Regions from separate parts of the Mus musculus genome. Here regions 2, 3 and 4 are each linked to region 1. The links are chromatin loops, found by intact Hi-C in ENCODE. Cell type or tissue: gastrocnemius. All regions are shown on one strand.

What was found. Peaks named below come from ENCODE experiments on the same cell type or tissue, not always from the same donor. Only the 100,000 strongest peaks of a DNase experiment are listed, where the experiment ranks them.
Region 2: a loop joins it to region 1, with 6 times the contacts of the local background. A loop is called at or near these places in 17 of 42 quality-filtered maps.
Region 3: a loop joins it to region 1, with 10 times the contacts of the local background. A loop is called at or near these places in 25 of 42 quality-filtered maps.
Region 4: it touches region 1 in a loop (10-fold over the local background); 25 of 42 quality-filtered maps call a loop at or near these places.

What each region holds. Positions count from the first base shown.
Region 1 is chr3:37,410,518-37,418,517 of GRCm38, reverse strand. Nudt6 (nudix (nucleoside diphosphate linked moiety X)-type motif 6) reads left to right here. Exons shown (of 5, transcript NM_001291044.1): 2 at 1,614-1,817; 3 at 6,103-6,158. Among named protein-coding and RNA genes, the nearest start is that of Nudt6, 5.1 kb to the left of the region's middle. In gastrocnemius, a CTCF peak has its summit at 3,891 (motif pointing right); a DNase peak (open chromatin) is centred at 3,887; H3K4me3 peaks cover 367 bases; H3K27ac peaks cover 1,932 bases.
Region 2 is chr3:37,307,691-37,315,690 of GRCm38, reverse strand. Cetn4 (centrin 4) reads left to right here and starts at 3,245. Exons shown (of 5, transcript NM_145825.2): 1 at 3,245-3,334; 2 at 5,252-5,398; 3 at 5,626-5,754; 4 at 6,209-6,346; 5 at 6,510-7,064. The coding sequence starts at 3,332. The coding sequence ends at 6,599. Bbs12 (Bardet-Biedl syndrome 12 (human)) reads right to left here and starts at 3,137. Exons shown (of 2, transcript NM_001008502.2): 1 at 3,106-3,137. In gastrocnemius, no CTCF peak of the experiment used is centred here; DNase peaks (open chromatin) are centred at 3,196 and 4,026; H3K4me3 peaks cover 1,789 bases; H3K27ac peaks cover 2,117 bases.
Region 3 is chr3:37,337,203-37,345,202 of GRCm38, reverse strand. It overlaps Fgf2os (a long non-coding RNA gene), which reads left to right. Exons shown (of 4, transcript XR_003954461.1): 2 at 2,160-2,324; 3 at 6,303-6,554. Among named protein-coding and RNA genes, the nearest start is that of Fgf2, 7.4 kb to the left of the region's middle. In gastrocnemius, a CTCF peak has its summit at 3,908 (motif pointing left); a DNase peak (open chromatin) is centred at 3,894; H3K27ac peaks cover 626 bases.
Region 4 is chr3:37,321,159-37,329,158 of GRCm38, reverse strand. Bbs12 (Bardet-Biedl syndrome 12 (human)) reads right to left here. Exons shown (of 2, transcript NM_001008502.2): 2 at 7,709-8,000. The coding sequence ends at 7,973. It also overlaps the pseudogene Gm12540. Among named protein-coding and RNA genes, the nearest start is that of Bbs12, 13 kb to the right of the region's middle. In gastrocnemius, a CTCF peak has its summit at 4,689; a DNase peak (open chromatin) is centred at 4,631; H3K27ac peaks cover 291 bases.

The DNA of each region.
Region 1 (8,000 bases):
GGTTCGAGTTCAAGATTGTGTTACGAACTTTTCCAGGTATTCATTAATCAAATGACCACTAAAAAGACTTCTAATGCTAGCCAGCTCTGAATACTGGATAAGTGTGATCAAAGACACGCTGAATGAGACCCCTTTAATAAAACATTTCACTGTCATTATCAAGTATTAGACATTGTTTTAAGAATCTAACAACTAGGAATGTATCTCATCTCCATAACCTGGAAGTACATGCTCTGCCCAGTTGAAGGATGATGGTGCCAAGGCCCAGAGACAACGGGTACCTCCCTCTGGCTCTGGTCTTTGCTTTCTTCACACTGTTCTTGAGCTTCCAATAGTTCTGTTGTGATGGAATTAAACCAAACTAGTTGGCAGTTCCTGTAAACAGGAGCTTATCTGAGGAGAAAGCCTGATTCGATGTCTCTTTAAGGAGATTAGATGTTGTCTGTAATGAGTTAGTAAAGGCTGTTAAAGCATATTGCATATGAAGGTCACTATTTACCACTGCTTTTACATAACTCAGATAGTAGGATTATAGTATACTTAGCCCTACATAGAATACTTCCTTGGCAGAGGGATTTTGAGATAGGTAAATGTTATAGATAGCTCAAGCTGACTACAAACTCATGACCCACCCCTGCCTCGCTTCCAGGATTACAGAGGTAATTACCTTGCCTGGAATCACATAGAGTTTGCCCTGGCAGTGAAATACCCCTGCTTCTAGAATTGCAAATCCATGACATCTTAACTAGCATTAGAAAACTAGTTAGTAGATGCTGTCTAGTATTAGAACATGGTATGTTCTAATAAATCACACAGACATCATATGGCCTTAAGCTCACATAATAGTAGCGCATGAGCAGTAGTTAGGAAAAACTGTTGAAGAGGTTGAGCTTCTAGGAGCTCATACAAGCTATGAACACAGGGAAAGGAGGGAAAGCCACATTACTAGAGGGAAAAAAAGGAAAATTGCTTTTAATAATGTAAACAAATGTGTAGAGTAGAAGTTGGCTGATTAGCTTGTAGGATGCATAAGGGATGCTACTGCTATTGAGGAATCCACTTTCATTGAAGGAATTTTAATGATAGACTACTTAATATATAATGTATTATAAAAGGTACAATATAAGATATAGACATGTTAATGCAAATATCACAAAAAATATTCCTCTCTTCAGGCTAGTAATACGTCAGGATAGTTCTGACTTTTTTTTTTTAATTTCTATTCTTATAAACCAAGAATAACATCAGAACTTTTCCATAGGAGTAAATACACCTTTCATCATCATTTGTGAAGATTAAAGTCAATGGCATTAAGAGAAATAGAGTGGGCTGGGGATTTGGCTCCATGGTAGAGTACCCTATAGCATATGCAGCTCTGGAAAGAAGAAGGAAGCGCCAGAACTGCATGTGATTCCGCTTCTTTTGTCCGTTCTACAGTGCCTGAACACCTGCTATGTGCTGGGCCTGCATTTGGGTGGTTTGCTTATAAACACCAGTGCTGTGGTGGGTGGAGAATCACATAAACAACTGGGCTATAGCAATGCAGAGAGGTCGGGACCATGCATTTCACAGAAAACCTTTACAGGGTGTATCTTCCTCCCTCTGCGTTCTAGCTGCCATTCAGCAGTGGCGCTCAGAAGGACGGATAGCTGCCTGGCTACACATCCCCATCCTGCAGAGCCACTTCATTGCCCCTGCTGCTTCCCTGGGCTTTTGCTTCCACCACGCAAAACCCCATTCCTCAACACTGACTCTGTGGCTGGGAGAAGGACCCAGCAGACTCCCGGGATATGCTACACACCAAGTTGGAGTTGCAGGTCAGTTTTGGACTCAGGAACTGCCTTTTCACAAGTTTACCATGTCTCCTTGAAGCTGGGCTGCTAGTCTGTCAGTGAATGCTGGTCAGTGAGTGCTGTGTGACTGTGCAACGGTGGTGTCGTGCTTTTCAAAAAAGAAAGGGTGTCTGCCCCGTGAATTACAGGCTAGCATAGAAAACAAGTGGAAAAGCAGCCTTCCCAAAGGCTACATTTAACATGCTTCACACAGATATTTGAGCTTCTATTCTCAGTAGTGACACTGAATTGGGAGAAGGAAATAAATTATACTCCTTAAAGCATATGTCAGTACAAGGAAACATGAAATTCTCCAGAAAGTAACTTTTTTAGTGGGGAGAGGTTATGGTGATTTGAGTATATTGCAGTCAGACACGTGTGCGCTAGCAAACCTAGAGCATGTTCAAGAAGGCAAGACTAGATTTGAAAAGGTAAAACTGTGAGTATTCATTCAGGTACTTCAAAGAGTAATCTGCGGACACAGCCATTAAGGAGCATGGTGGCATTGGTCAAAGGGTGGGCGTGTCCTCATGGGGTACTCCATGCTCTGGCTGTGGCCAGCTGTGGTCCCAGCCATCGTTTGTGATAGTTGCTGTCAGGCGTTCATGTTAAGGACTTGCCCTTCATAACCTCCCAGCTTTATTTCCTTTTTGACACAAGGAACCCCATTTTGATTCTGATGAAGTTCATGACTGTTTCTGCCTAAATATGCGCTAAATTATAACATTGTATAGGAAAACTTTTAGGTTGAACTTGAAGCAAGGCAAACTAACCATATGCTTATTTGATTATTACTTCCTAAGACTTTACATGGTTAATGGGTCAAGTGGTAGCAGCTTAAGATAGAACAATGGAGCTAGGTTAGAGCCTTGAACAGTCAGCTTCAGAAACAGGAAAACCTCATTGCAGAGGGCATCGAAATCGCCTAGAGTGTTTTCTAAAATGAATGGCTACTTCTGTACCCACAATTCTGATTACAAATTTCTCTGCCAGCTGTTGCTACTGCTGTTCCCAGGAAGTCCTTGAGTTCCTAAGGTGGGTAAAAAACTAAAATAGTAAAGAATCCTTAAATAAATAAAAGAAGATTGCAGATTAATTATTACCTTAGTAATTTGCATTTTTGTTTCCGTATAATGTATACATGGCTTTACATGTATAGTCTGCATACCTACAGTGTCTAAAGAAGCTGGTTGGGGGTGTCCACTAATATCTATCTGTAGCCTTCCTGCCCTGCAGCAAATAGACATTCAGAAACTTTCTATGGGCTCTACCTCAAAAGATTCTACCCAATAATTTGGTGATGGCCTGTTGTATCATTAGAAAGTCATGCAAAACTATTTTGTGTCTGTGTGTGTAAGGTGGATACCAGAGGACGGCACTGAGTGTCATTCCTCAGGTACCATCCACCTTGCTAGATAGCAAGCCCCAGGGATCTTCCACCTCCTAACACTGCATCTATCTACAGATGCACCTATGCACCTCACTGTACCTGAGTTTTTATATGGATGCTAGGGATCTGAACCCAGTTCCCCACGCTTGTCTGGGAAGCATTTTACTGACTTCAGAAAACTTCCCAAACCTACTGTATAACATAGGGACCTCCCCCATGTCAATTCCACCAGTCTATGTTTCTTTATCCAGATTTTTTAATAGTACCCAATGCAAGCTAGTTATACATGTACTTAGTCTCCCCAGCAGTATGCACAGTTCATGAAGCCAGCCATTCTGTGTGTTGTTCACCATGTTTACTTGGGATAAAGACAGAGCAAGTACGAAGTAGGGCCCGAGCGTGCCATGGATAGATGGACTAACGGGTGTAAGGAGGGTGGACTGATGGATGGATGGGTGATGATATCATCGAGCAGGAGGGAGTTGCTATGTCTTGATGGAGCAGTGCTGTTTATGGGAGTGCCCATTTGGAATAAAGCCCAGCTCTCCCGCTGATGGCTGTGTGGACTCCGTCACCTGAGCTATTGCACAGGAGACACACAGTGCCTAATATGCTTTCGGAACTGTTTAATTCCAGTCTTGTCTTAGTTTAGCTTTATACTGTGGCCAGCAGGGGTCGCTCGGATTGTGCTTACTATCTTTTCTCTCTGAGTTGGTGCTGTCAGTGAATACTGTAAAGAGCCGTGGGATAATCACAAGTCCTCAGTTCTAGACTTAGGTTCCTTGGCATCCTGTCCCTTGGATGTCCAGTTAGATTTGCATCTTACGATCCTTTCCTCACGAGAGTTAAGATCCTTACTGCTCTCCTTTCTAGCCTCGAAGAGTACCAAGTGCAGTGTTTCATTTTAGCTACTTTTTAATGTTTGAATTTTAAAAATGTATTTTATGTATGAGTGTGAGAGTGTGTGTGTGTGTGTGTGTGTGTGTGTGTGTGTGTGTGTGTGTGTGAGGGAAGGGGTGCAAGTACCCATAGAGACTAGGAAAGAGCCTCAGATCCTGGAGCTGGAGTTCCAAGGAGTTATAAGCCATCTGAAGTGAGTGTGGGAACTGAGCTTGGGTCCCCTGCCAGGAGAGTATAGGTTCTTAACCTCTGAGCATCTGTCCAGCCCCTCAGTTACAAACAAGCTCTCTTTTCACATGGTTCACCTATGTATGCTTGTTTGTGGTTGCTTTTTCCACTTTCTGCTCTGAATAACTTAGCTTTCATTTGTCTCCTCTCCATTGGACACAGTGAAAAGTTGTGTTGTGTTTTCCACTGTATTTCCAGCACCTGGTAAAATACCGTATACATAATAGGAGCTCAGCTAATATGGAAAGGACTTCTGTATGTTACATAGAAAGACTCAGAAAGGAATATTAAAAGAGCAGATAAATATATAAAAAATGCCTATATCCCATAAGGATATGTTGAAGTTAGCCCATTTCAAGGGTTCTAGTACAAATCACTAAAGTGTTATTTATGGTTTTGACCCAGGATTTGCCCAAACAAAACTACTAAAAATAGGGGGCTGGAAAGATGACTCCGCAGTTACAAGCACCCGATGCTCCTCCAGAGGACCAGAGTTTGATTCTTGGCATCCACATGACTCAGAACCATCTGTACTCCAGTCCCAGCTGACCTGCTACCCCCTCTGGCCAGAGGCAGGGCATGCACACAGTACAGACATTCTGTAGGCAAGCCACCCATAGTAAGATAAAGGGGGAAAATCTAAACAGTAAAAAGAGGAAAGAGGAAGGACAGTGGTTTTGGTCCTAGCATCTGGCAGAGTCCAAAGTGCACGGAGCAGTGTATATGATGGATGAGTAAATGGAAGTGCTGGGCTGGAGCTTTAGGCATGAAAATAAAGCCTTCCAAATGTGTGTGTGTGCTCTAGGACAGATGCACACACAGTAAGGAAATGTAACTGGCTTCAGGCAGGTCGTTATGGATATTGAGATAGTTGGGATCTGAACAGCCAGGAGGCAGAGATCTGAAATCTGTGCTGTGCTTCAAAAAGTAAGAATTAGAGCAGAAAGGCCAGTGTGTCCTCAGTGCTTTAAGCACTGCAGTGTGAATGCTTGAATCATATTAGAATCCTAATCCCTGGGGTGATGGCAATAATAGATGAGGCCTGCACAAGTGGCTTGGTCCTATGGGCGAAGCTTTAATAAGACATTGGAGCCCTTAACAACAGTGGCCTAAGAGGCCCAGCCTTAGGCCCCTGTGGGAATGCTCTCTGTGAGAAGTAGCTCTTCCAAGACACCTGTATGTTGGCACTTTGACCCTGGACTTCTTAGCTTCTCAACCTGTGAGAAAGAGAGAGTTCTAAGTTCTCAGTAGACAGTTATTTAGAGAGCCAGATGGGCTGCAGCTTGCACTCTCACTTGTGTAACCACCAAAGAAAATGTTACTAAAGGATAAAAAAAGATCTTCATTTGGGTCATGAAGACATAGACAGTCATGCCAGTGATTATTGTACAAATTTAACACACACATTCCAAACTTTTGGAAGAAAGGAAGGGAGGGAGGGAGGTGGGTGAATAGGAGTAAAAGAGAGGGGGAAGAAGGGAGGGAGGGATGGGAGAGAGAGAGAGAGAGAGAGAGAGAGAAAGAGAGAGAGAGAGAGAGAGAGAGAGAGAGAGAGAATGAGAATGAGAATGAGTGAATACTAGTCAATTGAGTAATGACCTCCTTGCTGGAGAGGTGTTTTATAGTCTTCATGACTGAGGTATCTAAACCAGGCCTTCAAATAAAGGATTTTAATGGGTGACCACCAGTTATTATGGAGGAATTGAAGGAAAATGAATTAATATTTTGTGATTATCTCCCCCTCCTCAAAAGGTGCTGTATTTGATGTTAGCACCAGGAAAGTACTGGTTGTACAAGATCGAAATAAAGTAAGTTGTTTCTGCCTTATAGATTGCTTTCCAAAGTGTTCTCTCTAGAGAAACATAAAATGTAGACATGTTGATACCACTAAGGGACTGCAGAAAGGTACTTCAATAGTTATTTCTAAGCAGTTATGGGACATCTAGATACCTATCTAAATAAAGCTGTGACACAGACCTAAACCTGTCAGCATGAGCCTCAGCGTTGTGCTTACTTCATGGCTGTAGAGCATTACAGTCGCTAGTGCTTAATTGGGAAGACACATTATTGAGGTAGCATCCAATCAGGCACCATTCTCAGTGTTGCAGGAGCTGTGCTCCCAGTACTGAGAGAACAGAGATTGAAAACACGTGACCCCAGCAGGCCTGCAGCACAGTCTTTGGTCTGTCCTAGAATGGATACTGACATTTAACTCTGCCCCAGGAGCCTCCAGAGATGCCTCAGGGAAAGTAACATTACAAATTCAGTCTAGAAGAGAGAGTAGGAACCTACCAGGTTAAGAAAGAGGAGGGAGGGGAGGGAAGGGGGGGAGGAAAGGAGAGGCAGGCAGGGTTAGGTGCTGGAGAAATGGCTCAGCAGTTAAAGCACTTGCTACTATAGCAGTTTTGCTAATAGCAGCCATGTCAGGCAGCTCACAAGCACCTCTAACTCCAGCTTCTGGGAATCTGATGCCTTCTTCTGTGCCCTGCAGGTGTCATGATCCATGTGGAATGCACGAACACACACACACACTCATACACGTAGATAAAAAATTTAAACTTAAAGGATAGAGCGATAAACCAAGAAATTAGAATTGACAGTGTGAAGGCACAGAGCTCAGCCAGAGGCTGCCATCACTGTGATCAGGAATGTTGGCAGGGGTCTGACCTGAGAGAGACTGGGTAACAGTAGTAAAGGCTAAAAAAAAGAGTCCTAAGATACTAAGAGAAGAGCCACTGTTAGAAACGCTTTCATGCTCAGGAATGATGTCAAAGTGAAGGAGCAATGCTTTTTCTACCTCTGTGGTGCTGCCCCTGAGCTATAGCCAGCATAGCAAGAGCATTGATTTTTATACTTTCTGACCCTTCTTTAAATATTGCTGGATAATTAAATATGTCCTCATCATATATAGTTAGTATAACATAGTTTCTCAGAAATGCTATCTAAAATTATTCTAAGTTATTTGTGAGGCTTAAATTAAGGCCATATCTCTTTCTGACTTAAACAAAACTTTCTACCATAAACATAAACTGCTTCCTAAAGTAGGGTTGTGCCCTAGCCAATAATAAGTTTTCTGTTTGGATTGGGACATAAATATATACATTTGATACTAGTGACTAGAGAATAGAGAATATAATTTCACATACTGTGAGGGTACCTGGGAGCCAGATGTGAATTTAGGCTTGCCATGCAAATGGCAGCTATAGGCTGGCTTCACAGTGATGACAGAAAGATGGTGGATGGGATGGTTAATGTTATAATAATACCGAGTTCTCAAGTGCCCTGTTACATCATTCATTTTTTATTACCAATAGAATTTACAGTTGTAGTGTTTAATATCTTACCAGTCTCCATAGAAACAAAGCTCCCAGACCATTTTAAAGTGTAACACAAAAGACAGCGCATCTCTGCAGATGAGAGACAGTTCTACACTAGTAAAGTAAGGCATGATATGCTTTATAGGTTAAAGTCACACCCGAGGTGGACACAAAAGGGTCGAGAGCTTGGATTCCGTACCCAGTAGTCAGCCGTGTATGGAAAGCAGGAAGCCCGCCACTGGCCTCCAAGCCCACAATGCTGAGAGGTGATGCATGTTCTCAGAAGCACGCTTCCAGAAAGCCAGAGGGTCACAGCTCACAGTGGAAGGTCCA
Region 2 (8,000 bases), 100 kb after region 1:
ATTTGCAAGTACAATTTATAATTCTATACAAAGTCTTTTCTGTTTTTATAATGCATTTTGACTCATAAAAATGTTTAGTTCTATGGTAAATTTTTGGTAAAACTTAACATTTATTTGTTAATACTGTTCATGCTCTTGGTGGTGCATTTAGAATCCACTCCCAAATCCAGGATCATACAGATTTAACCTAGGATTTTCTTCAGAATTCTATAGATTATTTAATGATTGACTTGGGACTTATTTTCACATATGGTGTAAGGCAGAGGTCCTTTCACATGTGGGTGTCCAGCTGTTTGATACCACCTGTTGAATCAACTATTCCTTTTCTTGCATGTTCTTAGTACCTTTATCAAAAATCAACTTGCTATACATACATGGGTTTATCTCTGGGCTGTGAATTCAACTGTATTGGAAGAAGTAAGCATTTTGTGCCAATACCATGCAGTTATAAAAACCGTAACTTTCTGGTAAGTTTGAAGCCGAGAAATCTGTGTTTTAAATGTTCCTTTCTTTACATTTGTATTTGTAATTTGCTATACGCTGATTTCTTTGGAGCCAGCAGTCTCTCTCTCCCTTCATGAGTACCTAGTTAATAAAAACAAAATGTTGAAAGGACATGTTTAAAAGTCTGGCTGCATGCAGCCCCCCAACCACTGGAGCAGTGACTGGATGAGCAGGGCGAAGATACCAAGTGGAGGGGACTCCCCCTCCTCAGAGAAGGGGACCAGAGCATGGGGAGGATCTGTGTGAGGGGATATTGGGAGGAGATGGGGGCTGATATTGGGATGTAAAGTGAATACATTAATTAATTAATTAATAAGGAAAAAGGACATGAAGAAGAGTCTGGCTGTTTTTCACTGCTAAAACTTTCGAGTTTACCTTATACAACAGACTTGACACATATTACAAATGAAATCACAATAAAAATGTAAGGTTGGCATTAAAATAATTAACCTATTTGTGGAAACTAAAGCATGATTACTGAATAACAGACACAAAATCTCCTATTAAATAAAAGGGTAAAACTCCATATAACTACTGCCAAGTTTATGCTATCTACTGTATCAACTATGTTTTGTTTCACTTTCAGTGTGACAGTAACTTATCATCTCTTCCTTAGAAATCTTCATTTTACTCTTTCAAACCCTTTGCCTCCTAAGTCCTTAAAGATGTTTATCATTTGTTGTGGGTGGGTAGGGGGGTGGCATTAAGAGTTCTGGTCTCCTTTCTAGAGTATGTTTAAATGGTAAGAATCAAGTCTGTGAGTGAGAAATAATCCAAAACAACTGGAAAAACCCATAGGTATTTCAAACTCAGTCTGTATTGAATTATGTTAAAAAAGGTTTTCCCAGATAAAAGGATGGATTTCAACAATCTGCAAGAAAAGTCTTATACAACAGATATCAAAATTAATACTCACAAGAGATCTTTTAACATTTGAAGACTCTATTTCAATTTTGACTAGAAACTGAAGAAGTATCTTAGCATCCCTAACTTGGGAAGATTTCTAAATGATTCTGAAGAGACTCCAATAGGCTATTAGTAATACAACTCAAAATGTCTTATTTTCTAAGAGGTTGGATGTGAAACAGCAATGGCAGTAACAGGGATGGGAAGATGGGCAATTTCCAAAGTGACCAGGCACCTCTGGTAACTGTTCTTGGCACGGCACTAACACAACCTGATTTTTGTTCTGCTGTGACTGGCACTAATGCCTTCCACAAACAGGTCAGTTCTGTTGCTCGTCAGACTGTTTCCTTAGCTTTCTATCTGCCACGGGAGAGCAAAGTCAGATTATGTAAATGGCATACTGACTTCAGAAATTGTCTTTTCATAAGATCACATCTCATTTGCTTTTCAGGGGTTACGTTTAAAAGCTCTGCGTTTTTTTGATAGGTATAACTAGGATTTTCATCTCCTCAGAACTAAGTCTGGTGTCCTCTCCAGTCTACTCCTAACACTATAATCTAACCACAACACTCCACTGCTTAGCAGCCTCTCAGAAAATAGTCTTTACTCCTGTTTAGCACAGGGAGTTCCTATAAAAGTGAGTCACATCCTTTCACTTCTGTACTGAGAATCTTACAAAGTCTCCCTAACTCACTCACATAAAGGCCTTGTCCCCACACAGCACGAAAACCCACACTTCTTCCTTTCTGACTCATCTGCTGTGCTCAGGCCTTCTCTGTGCTTTTAGACTATGCAAAGCATGCTCCCTGTCTCAGTATTTCTAAGTGTCCCTCTTTCTGGAATGTTCTTCTTCAAGGAACCTACTGCCTAAGCTATCTTTAACCTATCATAAACCATAACCTCTAACACTAGAACATCCAAATTCCTAAATCATGGTGATGTAAGATTTATTTAGGTTTAGCAGCCTTTTGATAGTCATCAGATCAAATGATATTCAGGAATGTCTAAAAGGCAGCTTCCACCCCCCTCTCCTCCCCCCCCCCACCCCGGTGTGTGTGTTTGTGTGTATGAGCGCGGGAATGCCTGCCTATCTGTCTGACTAATATTCGTTTCTGGGTTTCAGAAATCTATTTAAAATTAGTATTAATTATGACTCTGAAAACTGTCCAAGTGTAACTTTTCGGATGCGATACGTGCCTTGAAAAAAAACCAATAGATTATAGGTAAATGATTTAATACTTTACTTCACTCACAAAATATTATGACTTTACATCCTTTGAGTTCCCATTGGGAAAACTTAAGGCAGGAAAACTGGCTTCTACCATAAGGACAAACTTACCCCAGGAACCTAAGGAGATTTAAGGATTACAACCTGAGTGTCTGCGACGTGAGGCAGCGGCTTTGGGAATGCGCCACGTTTTACTCAGCACACTAGGAAAAGATTGCTTTGCACTGTTTTCAGCCCAGGAGAAGGCCCACGCCGTCCTCGGTCCCAGGCTGGCGTCCCGCCCCGCAAGGACGCCCCCACCCACCCACCTCTCGGGCTCCATGCCGCCGCGCGCCCTCGGGCGGCTCTGGGCCGGAAGGCCGCAGGGCTGTTGGCCCGGTGTGTAAAGAGTCTGGGGACACGCGTGACGGAGCACTCGCCCCCACCCTCCCTGGCTTCCTGCCCCTAGGGTCCACGACCCTCCTCACCACGCGCGGATCTGCACAGCGCCGGAACCCAGCCAGTCCCGCCTGCTTGAGCGCGGTCAGAGCTCTCTTGTCTTTCCATTGGGCGCAATGGTCGTCAATCACGGAAGCTGGTGGGCGGGCTTGCGCGCTGAGCGCTGCTATAGCAACCGCCTGTCGGGAGCAAACGCGGGCCGCGGAGGGGAGAGCGGCTGTTGCGCGGGCGCGGGCAGGGGCGCAGGGAGGGGATATGGTGAGTGCTGTGGGACCCTGGTGTTCTTCCCAGCTTACTGCCTTCCGTGTCAGGATCTTTAGTAGCTAAGCCAGGGAGAACAGAGATGGGTCTCCCTTTCCATTTATCCACCAACGCCTGCAGTCTATGAGGGTTGGCCCAGCGATAAAGAGATACGACCCTGGGGCACGGAGACCACTGCAGACAGACTTCAAGACAGGGAAGCGAGCATAGCAGAGGCCATCAACCTCGGGCCACCAACATCCTGCGGGCCATCAACTCAGCCGCTGAAGGAACAGGAACCACTGAGGGTCAGGGAGCCACCAACTCATCTGCTGACTGGAAGTGGGGTACCTAGCTAACCACTGATGATCAGGGGACCAGCAATTCTTTCACGGAGAGGAAGGGGCCCACTGACTCAATCCTGATGGCCAGGGGCTCATCAACTCAGGCCACTCAAAGCTAAAGGGTCACTGACTTCTTGCTGAAAAAAAAAAAAAAAAATGATGACTCAGGTGACTTCCCTAGGCTCTAGAAGACCACTCAGGCCACTCAAAGCTAAAGGGTCACTGACTTATTGCTGAAAAAAATGGTGACTCGGGTGACTGCCCTAGGCTCTAGAAGACCACTCAGGCTCATCAACTCAGGCCACTTAAAGGGTCACTGACTTCTTGCTGAAAAAAAAAATGGTGACTCAGGTGGCTGCCCTAGGCTCTAGAAGACCACTCATCAGAATCTGCAGCTCTAGAACCAAGAATCCGAAGTGACCACAGCCAATAGGCCACTTAGATCCTCAGCCACCTCCAGGGCTTCCCCACTCCACTTGCAGAGAGGAGAATCTACAGTGATTCTGTGACCTACTTTGGTGACATAAAGAAGCAAACAGCAGACAGATCCTTCATCTTCCACATGTTGGGTGTATCCGCATAATTGGTCAAACATTCTCATGCGTATCTGTGGAGCAGACGTTCACCATAACCAGGGTTTTTTACTTTTGTGTTTTTGTGGTGCAGGATGATTGTGTTCTAGTATGCATGCCCCTGTGCTGTTTGCTGCTTTGTGGGTTCTTTTCTCTTCCACTCTTTCCTACTCTTTAAACCCTCTAATGCTAGATAGGAGAGAGAGAAAAAGAGTAGAGGGGAAAGGAATGGCGTTATCATTAAACTACTTCCTACTGATTAGGGGTGTAGAGTTCTTTGGGACAAGTTTGATCTTTGCTGCCAGGATATCTAACTTCTTTGCACAGGACTACTTAACAAACCCAACCAACCAACCACCACCAACAACAACCCCACCTCTTGAGGCCTCAGCATGTGTATACCTTCTGAAAAGTTGCCAGAATTCCAAAAGTCACACATTCGAAGAAACTATCTGCAGCTGACAAAATCACACCCCTGCTAGAGCACGAGGCAAATCATAGTCAGCTGCTGTGGACAGTCTGAAGCAGCCCCATATCCCACACCTGGGATTAGAATGAAAACGTATTCCCACAACATTTCTGTGTTTTTCAAAGAAAATAAAATTCTCACTACATCAAGCAAGTACTGTGATACATGTATGAGAAGTGCACATTTCTTAAAATAATACTGTTCTCATAAGCTAACTGCACTCTGATATACCACACAGTTTTATGCTAGTTTACTTAGCTGCTTCTCCCTTCAAAAGCTCTAGTTTTAAGAGGGGGAAAATCTAAGAGAAAAAAAATGCCCACATTTTCTATCAAATTAATAATTGTGGTTAGGAATCTCGGGCAGGACTGAGAGTTCCAGGGCAGTCTGGGTGCCCTAGGGAGGCCCTGTTTCAAAAGATGGGGGAAAAGATGTTAATAACCTAAAGTATTAACAAGGGGGAAAACAAGCTCATTCTATAAAAGAAAATGGGATAACTGAATTGTCATTCTAGCTACACAGTTTTCACCCATGTGTATGCTTATTGCAGGCATCCAGCCAGCGCATAACTTTAGACCAATGGAAGAAAAAAGCAGCAAAAGTTGAACTGAATGACACCCAGAAGCAAGAAATTAAAGAGGCCTTTGACTTATTCGATATTGATGGATCTGGAACCATAGATCTGAAAGAACTGAAGGTTCTGAAATTATTTCTAAGACAATATCTTGTAACATTTTAGTTGTGTCCTTGGTTGATGAATAAGTCAAAACCCAGAATTATCAAAGTTACGTCCTCTATCTGTAAATCTTGTTTATTTTACTATTATAATGTGTGTATAGTTTTATATGCTATTAATTAGTCATTTTAAAGTTCAAAATGCGATCATGGCATTATTAAAATATGTCCCCCCCCCTCCTATTGCAGATTGCAATGAGGGCCTTAGGCTTTGAGCCAAAGAAAGAAGAAGTAAAACAACTGATCGCTGAAATCGACAAGGAAGGGACTGGCACCATTTGTTTTGAAGATTTTTTTGCCATCATGAGCGTAAAAATGGTATAGTCTATTTTTCAAAGAAACCCCAGTAGGGCCTTGTGCATGGTAGGGCTGGAGCATAGAGATTTCATGGAAACTCATGGAAAGTTCTGGAACTAGGTATTAAGGGTTTGTAGTGGGGATACAACAGCAAGGACAGATATTTTCAGAATGGTAAAGACTATAAAGAAGAGTTTAATCAGGAAGTACTGATACAAGACAGAAGGAAGCCCAAGCCCTGAAACCCTGGACCTGGCAATCACAGAGCACCTACTTTGCCACTGTACCTGAGAATACTCCCAGCTCTTGGAGCTTGCTGTCTGATAGACCCTGAGGGCAGGTGTGAGTATGTTGAAATAATTGTTTAAAGAACTCAGCCTCCTGATAGAAATATGCGCATACAGCTGTAGAATTAGTAGACCTACGAAGTCCAGCTTGATAGAACAAATAACCAATGACATTTCATTTTCTAAAGAGTGAAAAAGATGAAAAAGAAGAAATACTGAAGGCATTTAAATTATTTGATGACGATGCTACGGGAAGCATATCACTAAATAACATCAAGAGGGTTGCCAAGGAGCTAGGGGAAAACTTAACCGAAGATGAATTACAGGTCAATCTTGTTTATTTTATAGTTATACTGTGTGTATAGTTTTATATGGGTTGTATAACATAGTTGTTCTTACACATTAAAAGCAAAAATTCCTGTTGAGTTTCTATCACTTTACATCTTTAATAATTTTCGTCTTTCATGTTACCTTTTTTTTTTTTTACAGGAAATGCTTGATGAAGCTGATCGTGACGGGGATGGAGAGATTAATGAGGAAGAATTCTTGAAGATGATGAAGAAGACCAGCCTTTATTAGCTGCTTGGTGCCTTCCAAGAGGTTTGGACCTCCTGTTAACAGCTTTCCTGTTAAGCAGTTCAATGATGTAATACCTGAGTGTATCCATTTCCACGTTTAGTTTAGGTTAGTCCCTTGGTGTCTAATCTGTGCCAGAAGTTATATGTCCCTACCAATGTCATTAAATCTGTAGTAGTAAGAAACAAACAGACAAACAAAAGCATGATTTATTTGAACTGTGAGCCCCAAAACAGTATTTCCATATGGTATTTTAAAGTCATAGATTCCAAAGACATTTGACTTTTATTTTTCAGTTGAATAAACTTGGCCCCCAGATCCAGATGAAATTGTTTTTAAAAACAATCTGAAAATGGTATTTTTCCATTATTTCCTTTTATATGACTTAAAAAACACCTGATAAACATGTTCTTTTTAAAAATCTGTTCCTTCAATATGTAAAGTATTAATAAAACTAGCTGACATACAGTGTTTTTAAGTATCTTCTGGTAGTTACTGCTGGGCTTTCACTCCCTGGGTCAGGCAACACAGTAGTAAGTTCTTTAAGAGGTAAGGCCATTAAGGGTCCTCCTTTCTTAATGAGGTTAAGAGTCTTTTTAAAAGAGTCTTCAAGGCCTATGTGATGACTCAGATCAAAGCATTTGTCACTGTGTCTGACAGCCTGACTTTGGTCCTACATGGTGGAAGGTGAGAACTGGTTCTCACAACTTGTCCTCTGATCTCCACATGCATGCTATAGTGTGTGAGCCCCCCCCCCTCACACACACATATAATTTAAATGTATTATTACATGTATGGGTGTTTTGCTTGCATCTGTGTCTCTGGGCCACTTGAGTGCCTGGAGACCACAGAGGCCAGAGGGCTTTGGAATCATAGAAGGTTTGTGAGCTTCTATGTAGGTGCTGGGAATCGACCCCTGGAAGGGCAAAAATGGCTTGTACTCTTGCATTCTGTCATGGGCGCTCACAGTAAGGCCTTCACAGATGAATGCTTTTATCATAGACTTCCATGACACAAGACAGCTTGTTATATTGTGCTATGAGAACAAAACTGAAGGACACATACCAGGAGGTTAGGATCACTTAGGAAACTATTCTAAATACCACCTAGGTGAGCTCTCTCTAAATCTTTGGCTGGAGTCACCTACCAGCCAACTTAAATGAGTTCCGTGTCATTCTTTGCAAAGTCTGGTATGTAACAATCTTTTTTCCTATCAATGTAGCCTAGGTTAGCTTTGGACTAATAATCTCCTCCTGCATCTTCCTTCTGGACATTAGATTATAAATGTGTGTACCATACACTTTGCATTTGTTGTTATAAAGAGACTCCATCTGACATGGACAGTGAAATCTCAGTATCTTATGCTCTGTGTGTGTGTGTGTGTGTGTGTGTGTGTGTGTGTGT
Region 3 (8,000 bases), 73 kb after region 1:
TTTTGTGTACCTTGTATCCTAACATGGATTTTTTTGTTTTTAAATTTAGTACTGTACTTTAAAAAAAAATTATATACTTTAATTTTGTATATATGTGTGCTTTGCCTGAATGTCTGTCTGTCTGTCTATGCAACATGTGCATTCCTAGTCTCCAGGCAGGCAGTTGTGAGCTCCGGTATGTGGGTGCTTGGAACCAAACTTGAGTCCCTGCCAAGAGAAGTATGTGCTCCTAACCTCTAAGCGCTCTCTCCAGCAGCCCATAAAGTTGGTGTTAAAGAGACAATCTAAAAAACAAGTTTAAGGCCATGTTCCTCTTAAATAATTTGTTGACAGCTTGAATTAGATTTATTTTGTCTTTTAATCCAAACTTTAAGATATAATACTTAAGTACTTATATACTTAAGATATAATACTTTCCTTAAAACACACACACACACATTTTTTTTTAAAGCAACCAAAAAGTGAGGATGCCCTTGGACTCATCCTTGCCCGTCTCTTTTCTCTGGCTGAGCCCAAGCTCACTTCACACCTTTCTCCGTGTATGTGCACCATGCCTGCTCCCACAGGAAGCAGCAGCACTGTGTGCATTCAGACAGAGATGCTACAGTGCGGCTGGCATCCCTTCCCAGCTGCTGTTGTCACTCCAGCCGTGTTCCAGACGTTCTGTGGTGGTTCTGTGACTCTGCTCTGTTTGTTTTACCTGCCAGGTACCAAGAGCACAGTATGGCCACACACTGAGGCTCCAGTGCTGATGCCCGTGCAGGTTACAAATGTGTGTGCAGCAGCGATATTCTTAGTGGTTGTCTCCACGTGTGTGTGTGAACCATTCTTCTCTGAACTTTGCTCGACAGAGTCATGGGCAATTCCAGTTCTGAGACGTCTGTGCTGATTCACAGGCTCACCAACAATGAGCACAACTCCATAAAGATGCCATAAAGAAGGACACCTGCCTGAGTGTTCATGCTAGAAAGCTGAGAATGCTCATAGTAGACAGATGACAAACAACGTTGAAAAGCTGTTCTGCAAATTAGGAGGTTAAGCTAAAATTAGCAGTATAGAAAATATGAAAGGCTCGCATCTATGATTAAAAGGAAAAGAAATCTAGCTGCCAGTGACCATGGCAGGCACCTGGTCATGAGAGAACAAGATGCCACACCTCTGTAACTACTCAAAGTCCTAATATGGTTTTTGTTTTTTGTTTGGCTTTTTGGTTGTTTGTTTGGTTTGTTTTTGTTTGCTTTTGGTTTTTTAGAGACAGGGTTTCTCTGTATAGCACTGGCTGTCCTGGAACTCACTCTGTAGACCCAGCTAGCCTTGAACTTAGAAATCTGCCTGCTTCTATCTCCCAAGTGCTGGGATTCAAAGCATGTGCCACCACTGCCCAGCTCGAAGTCCTAATACAAAGAGGCTTCATTACTGTTGTTTTCAGACAAGAGCTCTCATATCCCAGGTTGGCTATAAACTTGCTCAAGATGACCTTACATTCTTGGTTCTGCTGTCCCACCCCCACCCCACCCCCGGCTCCAAGTGCTGAGATTATAGGCATACACCACCACTCTGAGGTTGCGGTAGTGCTGGGGACTGAACTTAAGGTCTCTGGGATGCTAAATGTTCACTCTATCAACTGAGGACCATTCCCAGCCAATATGGACAGTTTAGAGAGCCACACTGGCACCATGCATGACGAAGAGCAGGCACACAATTCCTAAGCACCAGCAGGTTCCTGTTCAGAGACAGATAGATCCTGCACAGCAAGAAGGGAAATAAACACTTCTTAAGGTCTTCAAGTAGAATTTGCAGTCAGTATGTCCTAGGTTTAGCCTTTCTGGACAAATGTTCTGGACCACACTGGGCTTCTTCCATCTCTGTAGCTCAGCGCTCTGTTTCCTAAGAAATACCCCTGCTTTTCCAGACATGTCCCAGACATCAGTAGCTTCATGCTGACCACACTCGGGCAGTGAGTGATGCACACCAGCCTCCGGAACATGACAAACCCTGACCAGGTTTGTCTGGATAGACTGCTGATTATGCCCATGGTTTGCATTGACAGAAGAGAAATGGGAACTTTTTCTTTCATCACCGAGGAAGCACTGGCTTTGTCTATAGTCCAAGTTTACTTTCCCTCAGCCAAAACTATGACTTTGTTTGTAACTTTCCAGCCAGTGACCTCAATCCTGACCTACAACAGTCACCCACTCCCCACCGGAATGGAAAAGGTCATTTCGTCACCTCAGCCAGCAGTCCTCAGGAGACTCCAACATCCCAGCTCCACGCAGCGTTCTTAGAGTTGATGTCTTCTCTCAAGGGAACAGAAGAAATGAGTGGTAATTTTTTAATTGGAATGGGATTTGTCTAGATTTGAAAATTTCATTTTCTTTGTTTCTTTCTTTCTTTCTTTGTTTCTTTCTTTCTTTCTTTCTTTCTTTCTTTCTTTCTTTCTTCCTTTCTTTTTTTAAACAATATTCCTTTTAGGTAGGAAAATATGTTACTAAAGTCTCCAAAACAATATGCTGTCTGGAAAATTACTGGTTCAACCAGTGGTTTCTTAATGAAATTACAGTAAAAGTTCAATGGGAGTGTACACAAGAGATTAGCACACAGGACACACAGGTGGCCAGGAGGACAACTGTTCAAACCCAGATCTGATAAATACATGTGCATGCTAAAAGCACTAATTTCCCAATTTCCTTATTTATTATAGAATATTTGAAAGTCTCAGAATTTCCCTATTTTAAAGAAGGATGTGGGAGGAACTGACTAAAAAATACATGACAGAAGACTTTTAAAAGTTTAAAGTAAGGTTCTAGAGAAATGACTAGCTGATAAATCACTTCCCATGTACGTGAAAGTGTGAGGCCTAGAGTTCAATTCCTGTCACCTACATGAATGTGAGGTGGTTTGGGCTGTCCACTTGTAATTCCAGTGCTTGGAAAAAGGAGAAACGAAAATCTGTGAAGCAGGCTGGCTAGCTTGATCAGCCATATTAGTGAACTCTATGTTCACGGGAAAGACTTGAACTTCCCCAACACATGTGTGCCCTCACATAACATGCATGCACACATGCATGCATGCACATGTACAATTTAATTTTAAAAGTAAAATTAAAAGTGCGCATAATGCACCAGCTAAAAGGACAGGACCTAATTATACAAGATACATAGCCAAATCTTTACCTTTGTTAATCCAGACAGGCAAGGTAATAAAGGATGTAAGAGGTGCTCTAAGATTTGTACTCTGTGGTGAAAACTCACTCAAAGGTTATTTCTTGTGTCAATGCTCCTGGAATCCTGGTTAGCAGCTCTTTACAAGAGTAATGACTTGCCGAAAGGCCAATAATTGTGAGTATGATTCTGCAAAAGGGACAAAAATGTTCCTCACATCATCTTACTGGGAGTCAGTGGTTCAATATTTACTCATAGCTATGCAACAGCATTTCTTCAGGGGATTGAACTGATGCCGAGGAACATTGCTTTCTGTTGACCAATCTAAGATAACTGGGAGGGTGATTAATATGGCTCCCAGCTCCTCTCACTGTAAGCTCTCTGATGTCCAGGTCTATGCTTCTTATGCCGATAAAAAGAGTTGATCATGAGGATAAACTAAATACCTCTAGCCAAAAAATGGTCATGATACATTTTGTTGGCAAACCTGCCATAGATAGATGAATAGACAAGTAAAAAATATATACATAGAGATTTTATTTTGTTTCTACAAGATTTAGTCATATGGAACAGTATTTTGTAGCCTTATTTTCCATTGATAAATACATCGTGAAGATAATGCACTCTGGGTTGGGTAGATGGTTTAGTGGTTAAAGCAGGTCCACTTCCAGAGGACCCAGCTTCCATGTCAGACAACGCATGAACTACTTGTAACTCCAGGGATCTGACGCCCTCTGCTGGCCTCTGTGGGCACCTGCACTCACATGTACATACCACCCCCCAAACACACTTAGACAAAATTAAAACTAAATATAAATCTTTTTAAAAATGCCGTTTTCTATAGTTTTATTATTAAAACTACCCTATTGTTTGAATGATCAAATATGTCTACTTATTTTGTGTGTGTGAGTGTGAGCATGTGCGTGAGTGGAGGTTAAGAACAGCTTTTCACAAGCTGGGTATTGCTTGTCACAGTTCGTATAGGGTCTCTTGTTTCTGCTGCTGTGTTGTTCTGCATGTCCTCCATGCTGGCTGGCCCATGACTTTCTAGATGATTCTATCTCCACCTCCAATTTCACCACATACGTACTGAGAGTCTAGATTCCTGCTGCTATGTCTGGCTTTCTCCATGACCCTGACATTCAATTGCAGATCACGAGGCTTGTGCACCAAGCAGTTTCACCCACTGGGCCATTTCCCTGGAACCCTAGATAAATACTTTTGGTTAAATAAATGGATGCTTTAAGACTTTGGACATTTGACCAAATTAGTATTAATCCATATCCTCAAGCCTTATTCAAAAATATAGTGCGAAGCTTCCTTCTTCTGTCTCCTTTCACCACTAGATGCTGTCCTAGAAACCACATTTGAATATCTTTACACACAAATACTGGCAGTTCTTTATTGGTTTCATAGAGACTTTTTAATTACTATGGATATTAAAATTTTTTTATCTTGTACCTTTTTGTATTTTTGTTCTGTAATTAAGTTTAAGTCTGGCTAGTTCTAGGAAACAGTTCCGTGTTACCCAGAGAGAGCCTAATGGCAGTTCTCAAAGCATTGCTGTCTGAAGCAAGCCACTGAACAGATGGGCATCACTGTAGGCTAAGATCAGTCAGTGTTAACTTGCAGTAGGAAGGGAAAGACTGGCACTTCTGTACAGAGATGGACCTGAGATGGATATACAAGAACAGGAAGTGAACAGAAGTGAAAACTGTATTAGTTATTTTTTTCATTGTTGTAACCAACTTAAGGGACAAAGAAATGATTCTGGCTTACAATGCCAGGATATAGTCCATCACAGTAGGGAAGGCATGGTGGCAGGAGAATGAGGTACCTGGTCACGTTGCCTATGCAATCAAGAAGTAGCGAGCAGACAAGAGTATAGGCCGGGTTATAAAACATCAAGGTCAACTCCCCAGTTACCCACTTCCTCCTGCAAGGATCTACTTCCTAAAGTCTCCATAAGCGTCCAGAACAGTACCACCAGTCGGAGACCCAAGAAACTCTGAGTCTGGGGAGAATATTCTACAAACCCCAACAAGGATATTTGGGGGAATAGATATGAATTCCAGCTGAATACCCTAACCTTTTAATTGTTCATTTTTTTGCTAAGCATATTCTACACATGCCATGCAGTTTTGATGGAAAAAATATAAAATCTGCTTGACTTTTTCTTTCTCGATCATTCAAGTTTTAGTGTCTTGTTCTCCACATTTTTGTTTTCACCTCAGCTGCTTGTTAATATATTTCCCATTTCCTGGTCCTCTGAGAATAAATGGATCCCCAGACATGTTCATACCCACCTCACCAGCATGAAGCATTATTAATGGCATCAGTGTGCAGACTGCAAAAGGTATGAGTCTGACTTGATCATGCAGCCTGTGTGGTCTTGTCTTTGCTTCAATCATCAAGTAAGAAAAGTCCATTTCACTCCCATAAATTATACACATTTTTTCAGTTGCTGAGGATATCATGGGTAGAACTATTAGTGTTCAGGACCACCAATTCTGATACTTCTAGAGAATGGTCTTACTCACTGATAACAACCTCAAAACACAAATATAAACCGATACCTCAGGAAGCCCCTACAAGCGTCTTCTCAGCCTTGCTGTTCCCACATTGAAGGAAAGGGCAACGACAAAATCAGTCAACTCATTTTGGAAATCAGGAAATGTTATGAGACTGAATTCAACCCTGTTTCCTTAAGAGCCACGTAAAGAAGACAGGCAGATTCCTTGAATACTCTTGAGGTAGAAGCAGGCAGGGGTCTGTGAGTTCAAGGATATCCTGATGTATATCGCAACTTCCAGACCAGCAGTGGCTCTATAGTAAAACCCCATCTCAAAAAAAAACAAGAAAAAAGAAAGGAAATGAAAAAGAGGAGAAGGAAGGGGAAGGAAGAAAGGAAAAAGAAAGGAAGGAAAAAAAGGAAGGAAGGAAGGAAGGAAGGAAGGAAGGAAGGAAGGAAGGAAGGAAGGAGGAAAGGAAGGAAGGAAGGAAGGAGGAAAGGAAGGAAAAGAGAAGGGAGGGCATAGTTGACACAGCTTGTCTCCCACCTGCCCCTGCCCAGGGTCAGTAGGTGCTCAGTCTTCTCTGGAACCCTTTCACTCTACCTTAGCTGTGACTCTCTTCCAACAGCTACAACCCCAAGACAAGCCCCGTTTTGCTTATGACCCCGAGAAAACAGAACCAACCAGAGCAGAATTTCCTCAGCTTTCTGCTGTCATGTACACAACCAACTTGCATCCCTTCAGTATCCAGAAGCCAACCCTGCAGTTGCAAGCCCGTGTGGCTTTGCGCCTCCCCCTCCCTGGAGCCCTTGGCTCCTGAAGCTTGGCTTGCTGTAACACCAGGTTCCTCTCCTAGCAGATCATTCTCATCAGCATTCAGGTATGTATCCATGCTTCGTATCTCAAAACAGCCTTCCCCTCTGAGAACCTGCCCCCTATTCAGACACTACCCAATTCTCTGCTTCCTTCTACAGCAAAATTCCTCAAGCATTCTCTAATAGCTGTTTCTGCCTCCACCCATTAATTTCCTATTTCTTAAGTGTTTGATTTCATTTATTGCTTAAGCAATTTCACATCAGCAAAGTAATGAATACAATAAATACCTCCCTCACAGTCCACTAGCCTAAGATACCAATTATTCTTGTTTGGTTTGTGCACTGATGCAACCATAGCTAAGATTATTTTTATAAAAATATTTTGGTATTCTATTACTTAGTCTTATTCTTTCCTTGCTTGCTATATAATTTGTAGAACTACTATTTTAAGGATCAAATTTTAAGTTATATTGTTTACCTGAAAATGGATACAATTGGAGTTATTAATAAGTGAAGTACATCAGTCTCAGAAAGATAAATAACTCATGTTGTCTCTCATTTCTGGTCTCTAGATTTTATACAAATACATAAAATTGTATATGTACATATTACATGAAAGTAAAAATGGCATTGTTTAGGGGAAGAGAGGGGACCACAGAGTCGGAGAAAAAGCCAGGGTGACTATTGGAGAACCTGTTATTAAGGCACAAGTCCTTCCTGTCCAGAGAGCTCACAGAGCTCTGCACAAAATGGAGGACTCCCTATCTCAGTGGGGCTTCCTTTTCTCTACCTGGCTTGGTTAGAAAACATCTCTGAGATTATAGATACCTGACCTTGTTTGGAGGATGCACACAAGTCCCACACTAGCTTCCCACCCAAATTATAATTAGGCGCTGTGTTATGACCAATCAACCCTTCCTAACCCACATGATAATGAAGTACTGTTCATTATCAATTAGCCCTTTCTACCAGTACCCCTAAGAGCCCTTATATACTCTATCCCTGGAACAGTAAAGTACAGCTGTCTCACTGAAGCTGTCTCTGGAAAGCCTTCCATCATACTCACACAGTCCAAACTCTGCTTGCCTCTTCTCCTCTCCCAGCCTTCATGGGCCAGTGGCCAACAATCCCCCAAGAAGGGGGACTCACGTAGTGGAGCACGGAGGATCTGCTCAAACACATGCATATTTGTGTGAAAATGTATTCCAGTACCATACAATGAAAAAAACAGAGCAGGGCTTTTTGTTAAGTGTTAAATTTCATCAAATTGGTATGTGTACAACTCATTTCCCCTTCTTGATATTTCTTTTTCTCAATGTTTATGTACTTCGGGTACATAATTTGCCAAATGGCCTTTGCTTTTTCACACATATCTTAGCAGAATCATATTTATTTATTTTGGTTTGTTTTCTTCTTGAGACAAGGTCACATGTACCCCAGGCTGGCCTCAAACATTCTTTTTTTTTTTATTGTTGTTGTTGTTTAAACACTTTATTCAGGGACTTGGGGAA
Region 4 (8,000 bases), 89 kb after region 1:
AATACATAAAACTTTACATGTAACAATATAAAAGTACAGTATACAAGTGGTTAACAGAGTAAAGAGTTCTGGAAATTCATAAAGACATTTCAAAGGGAATGGGTTGCATTTAGAATAGATTGTGAAATCAGCAGCAATAATAAATAGACTCAGCTCTGAAGAGGGAAGCAGGAGTCAGTGCTGAACAACGTTGAAGCATACTATTTTGCTTGCTTCCACACACATCTGTAGAAGAAAGCTATTTTCCAGAACCTAATAATATTGTAGTCATTTCTGGAAACTGGAGGGCTTAGAAATATGAGTGGAGCTAGAGAAATAAAAAAGGTATTAAGTCAGGAACCTATGAAGCAAGCGCATGAAGAAAGGAAAGAGAATGAGTGACACAGCCTGGAAAAGCAATCAGTGAAGAAAGAAGGGCATGGAAGACTCCAGGGCTGGTATGTTGGCAGGAAGCAGGAAACGATATTGGCAAGAAGATAAAGCAACACTCTTATGGGAAATTAACTTGTGGTTAAGCACTACTAAATCACAGCAAAGTTTGCTGAGTTTCTGGAGCAAGAGGTCTAGTGTTATGTATGGGTGTGAAATGCTTTCAAAAGCTTACCTGTTAAACACCTAGTCTCTGGTAGTGGTGTGAAGTTGTGAACTGTAGGGTTATTTTGGTTTGATTTGGTTTTTAAATTTGTTTTTAGCTATTTTATTTGGGTTCTTATATCTATCACCCTTCTCCTCTCCAATCCTTTCCAACACCAGGTAGGAGAGACAGAAGATTAAAGGGAAAAGGGGCATGGACCTCTATATGCTACTTCCTGTTGAGTAGGGTGTACTTCCTCTGGGCAAGTCCAATCTTTGTACTCAGGACATCCAGCAGTCCAGTAAACCAGTAAGTAGTAAATAAGCCAGCAGCAGGATGAACCAGCAGCAGTTGGGGCAGCAACAGGAGAAGCAGCTGCCCCCAGACCTCTTGGAGCTCTCCCATTTATACCCTCAGGAGTCCTCAGAATTAAACTGTGGTTGGCAAAGATCCATATCCCTCCCAGAGCACACCTGAGGCAAACAGTCTGCTGCTGTGGACAATCTGTGACAGCCCCAAAGTCCTTTCCACACCTGGGATTAAGACAAAAACATGTTCACATAACATAACTGGGTTTTTAAAAAAAAAACAAACCAATATTCTCACTATGGTGGACCCTTTAGGGTATGGAACATATCTGGAAGAAGTGAGCTGGTGGGGAAGCCAGCCTGCAGGGGTATAGCTTCACCCTGCTTCCAGCCAGGATCTCTGTTTTTTTCTTTTCTTCTTTTGGTTAGAGAGACATAAGGAGTTCCAGCTACATACCACCAGGATGGATTCCACTTTATTTCTCTACCATGGCAGAACCAAATTAAATCCTCCCTTAAAATGCTTGTCAGGCATGGTCACAGCAATGAGAAATATCTCATCTACTCCTGATGTGGGAATCCATGGATCCCTGAGCTTTAATTTGTTCTTGCTTGGATTTATATAATTTTTTTTCAGTCAACAATAGTTTATTCACTCCATTATAGAATTAGGTACGCTTCAGATTACAAAACCAAGGTCGTTATAATTTTGAAGGATTGGAATATTATCTTCAAGAAACCAGTCACAGCTTAACTGAAGTAAAACGTGAACACAGGGTTGGTGTCTACTGAGGGAAGTCATGTTCCCCTAATACTCAGAAAGATAATGAGATACACTTTCTTAGTCACTGAGGAAGGCATTTTCTTTCTTGAGGAGCTGATACTATTTCTTTTTTGTAGCTCTTTTCCCTTCTCCTTTTCTCAGTTTCCCCTTCCCACGGAGCTTCTTTAGACATCTTTGCTCATCCTTAAAGTCCTGATCCTCATCTTTGTAAAGGCCAAGGAAACAGAGGTTGCCCATGAGCGCAAAATACTTGTCGTGATTTGGATACCAGTCATAAGTCTCTTTCTTCTTGGCCAAAGGCTGCTCACTAAACAGACTCACCACTTTCATGGACTTTTGAGTCAGTAGACCTGGCCACTTCACCAAAGATCTGGGCACTCAGACGAGACATGCACAGTGCATACTCTGAAAGCGAAGACATTTCTTCAGCAGTAAGGTATAGGATTTCTGCTCCTGACCACATGCACACCGATTTATATAATTTTTAAAGTACACACAGGTTAAAAACAGGCTAGATTAAGTCTCAAATGTTGCCTGACCAATAAGGTCCTAAAACAGAACTGATTTTACAGATCAAGCTATTTATTCAAGTTCAAGAACAGACATTCTGCAGTCTTCTCTGTCAGACGTTCTGGTATCGCATGTTATCTACTATCAAAAGTTGACTTCATGTCTCAGGAAACTTGCTGTTCTAGGATAAGGTCAGTCTTTCCTTCATTATCAGAAGGAGGAGGTTGAATTTCTTTTTAACCATTTCTTAACTTTCCAAAGCACAAACCATAAATATGTAGAGCAAAATAATGACAGAGTTCACTTTGTACCCAACACCAGGAGCCAGACCAGGAACTCCTAGAGCTTGTCTTGCTCTCCTTGATATCTTCCACGCCAGGATTGCTGCAAACCTGGAGTCTAGTCTCTTGGCTCTCAAGTGAAGTTACAAAAATGGTCTTAGTGTGCTTATTAAGATATATGACATACACTCTAATGTTCTCCACTTTAAGTGCACACTTCAATGTTTTTTTTAAAACACACCTAGTTTTGAACAACCACCATGATATGATCCTAGAATGTTTCTGTCTTCCTTTTCAGTCTCTGGAAACTCCATTTATTAGCAGGTGGCTCACATTAGTGGCCACTCCTTGGATGTCTTTGCCCACCCTGAGGCTAGTGCACTCCACACACTGTGTTCAAGCAGCCAGTGTGGCTCAAAGAGAGCCTAAGGAGCCAGCGAAGTTTTTTCTAAGTGTGCTTCTGAACACTATGTTCGTGTCTTGTTTTGGTTTTGTCACACACTACTATTAGCTGGGGTAGGAATGGAGATGGGGACACTGCTGTGGGACTTAGGATGTGGTTCAGCTGGTAGAGTGCTTATCTAGCATGTATGAAGCTCGGTGTCCATTTCCAGTACTGCACATCTACAGTCCCAGCACTTGGGAGGCAGAGACATGAAGATTAGTTTAAGGTCATCTTCATCTCCCAAGCTTGAAAAGCCTGGGATACCCAAGATCCTGTCTTAAAAGCAAAGAAGAACAAAAGCCTTAAGTCAGTAGTGTGCATTCCCAGCCCAGAATAAGAAGTGACACTCTGGCATGTGAGCAGCTGTAAAAGCTCTCCTGACAATCCTGCCGTGTGATCACAGGACCAAAAGGAGACACCAGTTCAGAAGTTGGCTCAGGTTCTGGGTCTGGAGATCTAAAGTTTAATAGATGCCCCACCACATCCTTATTCTTTAGAAAAACCTGTGATTATCTTATTCGATTAAGAGATAAAGGGAAAATGTGTCACACCTACATTTTTTTTTTTCCTTTTTGGAGACAAGATCTTTCCGTGTGCCCCACATGATCCTCCTGCCTGAGCACCGAGGGCTGGAATCTACTGTTAGACCTAGCCTTAGCTCTAATTTGACATTTATTCCAAAGTGGAAACATTGGAGAAGTAGCTTTTCCCACCTCCTACTCAGTCAACACAGGAAACAGCTCTACCCATTTCTGGGCATCAAATCACACTGCTCAATTTTGTCAATAGGCCAGGAACTTCTCAGTTTGCTTTAATTCATAGTGAAATTATGCAAAAAAAAAACCCTTTCTCACAACACCAAATAAATACATTAGAAAATTTTCTAATGCAATTACCAAGAAAAGTGGAAAAAGAAAAAAATTCAGAAGAGGCAAACAAACACCAGCATAGCCTGAAATAGTCTAAAGGACATGTTGCAATATAATAAGCATAAACTCACATTTTGGTAAATAGGAACATTTTGTAGAAGTCAGAGATGACATTTGACTCTTAGAAAAATATTCTTGTCATTTGGATGACATATGGGCGACAGCCAGAGTAAGATTTATTAGCTCTTTACAGAGTATGGATGACCTTAACTTATAATGGGTTATGTTACAATGAACAAGCTGTGTATGCATTTAAACATCTGACCTGCTAACCATCAGAAATGAGCTCTGCCCAACCATGCTTAGAAGTCATGCATTACCCTACAGCTAGGCAAAACCATTTAACACAAAAGCCCATGCCATAATATTGTACAATTATCAAATACCTGCTGGAGATCCAGATATGGCTCATAGTTAAGAGCACTTCTGAAAAGAACCCAAGTTTAGTCCCTAACCTCTAAATTTAGTAGCATAAGTACACTCACGTTTTCAAGTCTGGCTTTAAGAAAAACAGTGCTACATTTTCTCCCTTTTAACTTGGCTTCATTATAACTCTAAATCCATAATATTAGAGCCAGAGATCATAGCAAGAGTGATGCCATTCAGCTGTCATTTAAAGACCCTGCAGTAACTGATCAAGAGAACTTGAATCACTTTCCCAAGCCAAAATTTTGCAAAGCAAGTGACCTCCAGAGCAGGCAATAAAGAAAGAACTGCCTACCAAGGCCCCTGTGCAGGAAACACCCTCACTGCAGACCGGCGCTACCCTGCTCTAAAACAATCTCCTTCATTTTGATGGTTTTAAACATGATATGGAAATTTGGGGACCACAGGAGAGGAACTCCGCCACCTATAGGTCAAAGGAAAGAAGATCTCACAAGGCTTTTTCAGAGCAAAGCACTGACTAATGGAACCAACCAGTTGTTCTAAGTGAGGCTTTAGGAGAGTGACTAGATGCAACATGGGTAGATGCACTCAGAAAAGGATGCTGCCTTCATGTCTCAGCTACTGTAATAAACTCTTAGTTAACATGCTGCATTGCGGTAACCAAAAATAAAAATAAAAAGCTAAACACTATGGATCCTTAGCTAGAAAGCACAGAGATGTGGATGTGAGCTCTTTCTCCGTGCCCCTAGCATTTCCTTCTCATTGCTAAGAATGATCTGAATGAGCAATGAAAACTTACCATTGTGGATAAACACTTAGAGAAAGCTTAGTTCTTAATTCATATAGTCTACCAAGATGAGTTACACATTTAAGCTTGGGAGAATTAACAGCCATTATGAAACTGTAATGAAATCTTAAGGTTGCAAGGATTTTCATCTTCCAAACTGAAACTGTCTATAAAGTGGGAAAAGACCCCACAGTAACAGGTGGTGGTGAGTCACGGTGCAGGAGTGGTGGTAACATTACAGAACTCTTCCTAAGGATGCTAGTCAAACTGCTGAATAGATTAATTCATACAAGCAGATAATTTGGTGTATGTTTAGTGATGTCACTTTGGGGTCAAAACATATCTACACTGACACAGACACACACATTTAAGAAGCCCTGGAAAACCATCCCTTAAATATTGTGGGACTGAAAAAGACAAAATAAATAAATAAATAAATAAATAAACAAACAAACAAACAAACAAACAAACAGACATTCCTCTAAAACCATCCCTTAAATATTGTGGGACTGAAAAAGACAAAATAAATAAATAAATAAATAAATAAATAAATAAATAAATAAATAAATAGACATTCCTCTAATGATGTGCTTGAACCCAAAAGATGCTCCACCATCTCACAAGGACACCTGCTCAACTATGTCCATAGCAGCTTTATTCATAATAGCCAGGAAATGGATACAACCTAGATGTCTCTAAACTTAAGAATGGATAAAGAAAATGTAGTTCATCTATATAAGGGAATACTATTCATCTATTAAAAACAAAAACATTATGAATTTTGCAGGCAAATGGATGGATCTTGAGAATATCGAGGCAACTCAGTCCCAAAAGGACTTGCATGGTATGTGCTCACTTGTAAGTGAACATTAGCCATAAAATACAGGTTACCCATGCAACACCCCACAAGCCCAAATAAGTTAAACAAGGCAGGCACAAGGGAGGATGCTTGAATCTTACTTAAAAGGGGGAATAAAATATTCCTAAGTGGCAGATGAAGGGAGAGAACTGGATGGGAGAGGAGATGGAAAGGAAAATGGGGGCAGGGTTCATGATCAGGTATGGGGAAGAATGACCAGATGGCTGTGAGAATGAATGGAAAATCTATAATTGATGGGAGTCAGAAGGTAGGGGGCACCTCCAAGAAGAGACAGAGACCTGGGTTAAGGGAGGCACCAAGAATCAATCAAGAGGGGGTATGCTTAATTGTGACATATAACTTTAGGAATATGAAACCTGAAAAGGCCACCTCCTGTAGCGAGGCAAGAATCCAAATAGAGCAATAGGGACACAAACCCACCTATAAAACTTTCAACCCAAAATTTATCCCGTCTATAAGAAATGCAGGGACCAAGAATGGAACAGAGACTGAGGGAATTGTCAACCAAAAACCAGCCCAACTTGAGCCCAACTTGATAGGCACCAAGCCTTGACATTATTAATGATACTCTGTAATGCTTGCAAACATAGTCTAGCATGGCTGTCCCCTGAGAGGCTCCACACAGCAGCTGACTCAGACAGATGCAGATACCCACAGCACCAATGGAGCTTGGGGACTCTTATGGAACAGGAGGAATGATCACAGGCCCTGAAGGGGGTAGGAACTCAACAGGAAGATCAACAGGGTCAACTAACCTGGATCCTTGGGGCTCTCAGAGACTGAACCACCAACCGATAACACACATAGGCTGGGCCTATTCCCACATCCTCCCACATAAGTAGCAGATATGCAGCTTGGTATTCATGTGGGTCCTGAACAACTGGAGCAGGGGCAATCCCAAAAGTTGTTGCCTGTATGTGGGTTATGTTCTTCTAGTTTGGCCTCAGTGGGAGAGGATATGCCTAGCCTCACAAAGGCTTAATGTACCAGGGTGGGGCGATACCCAGGGGGAACCCACCCACTCAGAGGAGAAGGAAAGGAAGGATGATGGAAGAACTGTGGAAGGGGTGACTGGGAGGGGGGTCAGTAAGCACGATGTAAAGTGAATAAGTAAAAAATAAACACAGACACAGATGTGCTTGAAGAATAAAGCCAGCCATAGTGGATCTATTTTGGAAGGACGAAAAGGTATGGCCTTATTGGAGGTGTGCTACCAAATCAGGTGAGTTCTTTTGAGGTTTCAAAAGACTTGCACCATTTCCAACCCACACCTCCACTGCTGTTCCTGCCACCATGTCTTTGCTCTGCCATCATGGCTCTAATCTTCTGAAACCATAACTCCAAACTAAACACTTTCTTTTTGTAAGTGGCCTCGGTCAAGGCATTTTATTTCAGCAAATAGAAAATAACTGAGATAACATCTCTATGTTTACTATAGATGTAAAGAATATAATGCCTTGCCCAGTCTTTACCTAGTTCATAACCATGACTGGTTTGACTTAAACAACACGGAAGGATGTGATCACTTTTGTTGGTCAAACAAGTGAGTTTTTTCTGCTTAAGCAACAAGTATCAAAAGTTCCATGTTCCTCTCCTACAAGAGAACACCGATGTTCAAGGTCCTGCCACTGGCCCTCGGGCTGCCTTTATGGGAGAAGCCAAGGAACTGACAAAACCAACACAACACTTCGAACGCAGATTCTGAGGCAAAAAGCAGAAGCTCCTTGCCTCTGATCCAGGTGTTGTGTATATCCTATAGTATCTGCGAAACAGTAACAGGCTACCTTATAAATAGGGTAAAATAAAAAACAGAATGGCAGTTATTGATAGACATCAACTCTTTTATTCTTGACAATAGCTGGTAATTTACACATTATGATATGACTATTAAAATTTATTAAGTCTGGAGAAATGACTCAAAAGTGCTTGCTGTTCTTATACAGCTGGGTTTCCAGCACACACTGTTGGGTGGCTTACCTATAATTATAGCTCCAGGGGATCCAATCCCCTCTTCTGGCCTCATCAGGCACCTACGTACATGTGCATGCACACACATGCATGCACACCCACACGTGTGCGCACACATACTACAAAAATAAAACTCCATCTAATTCC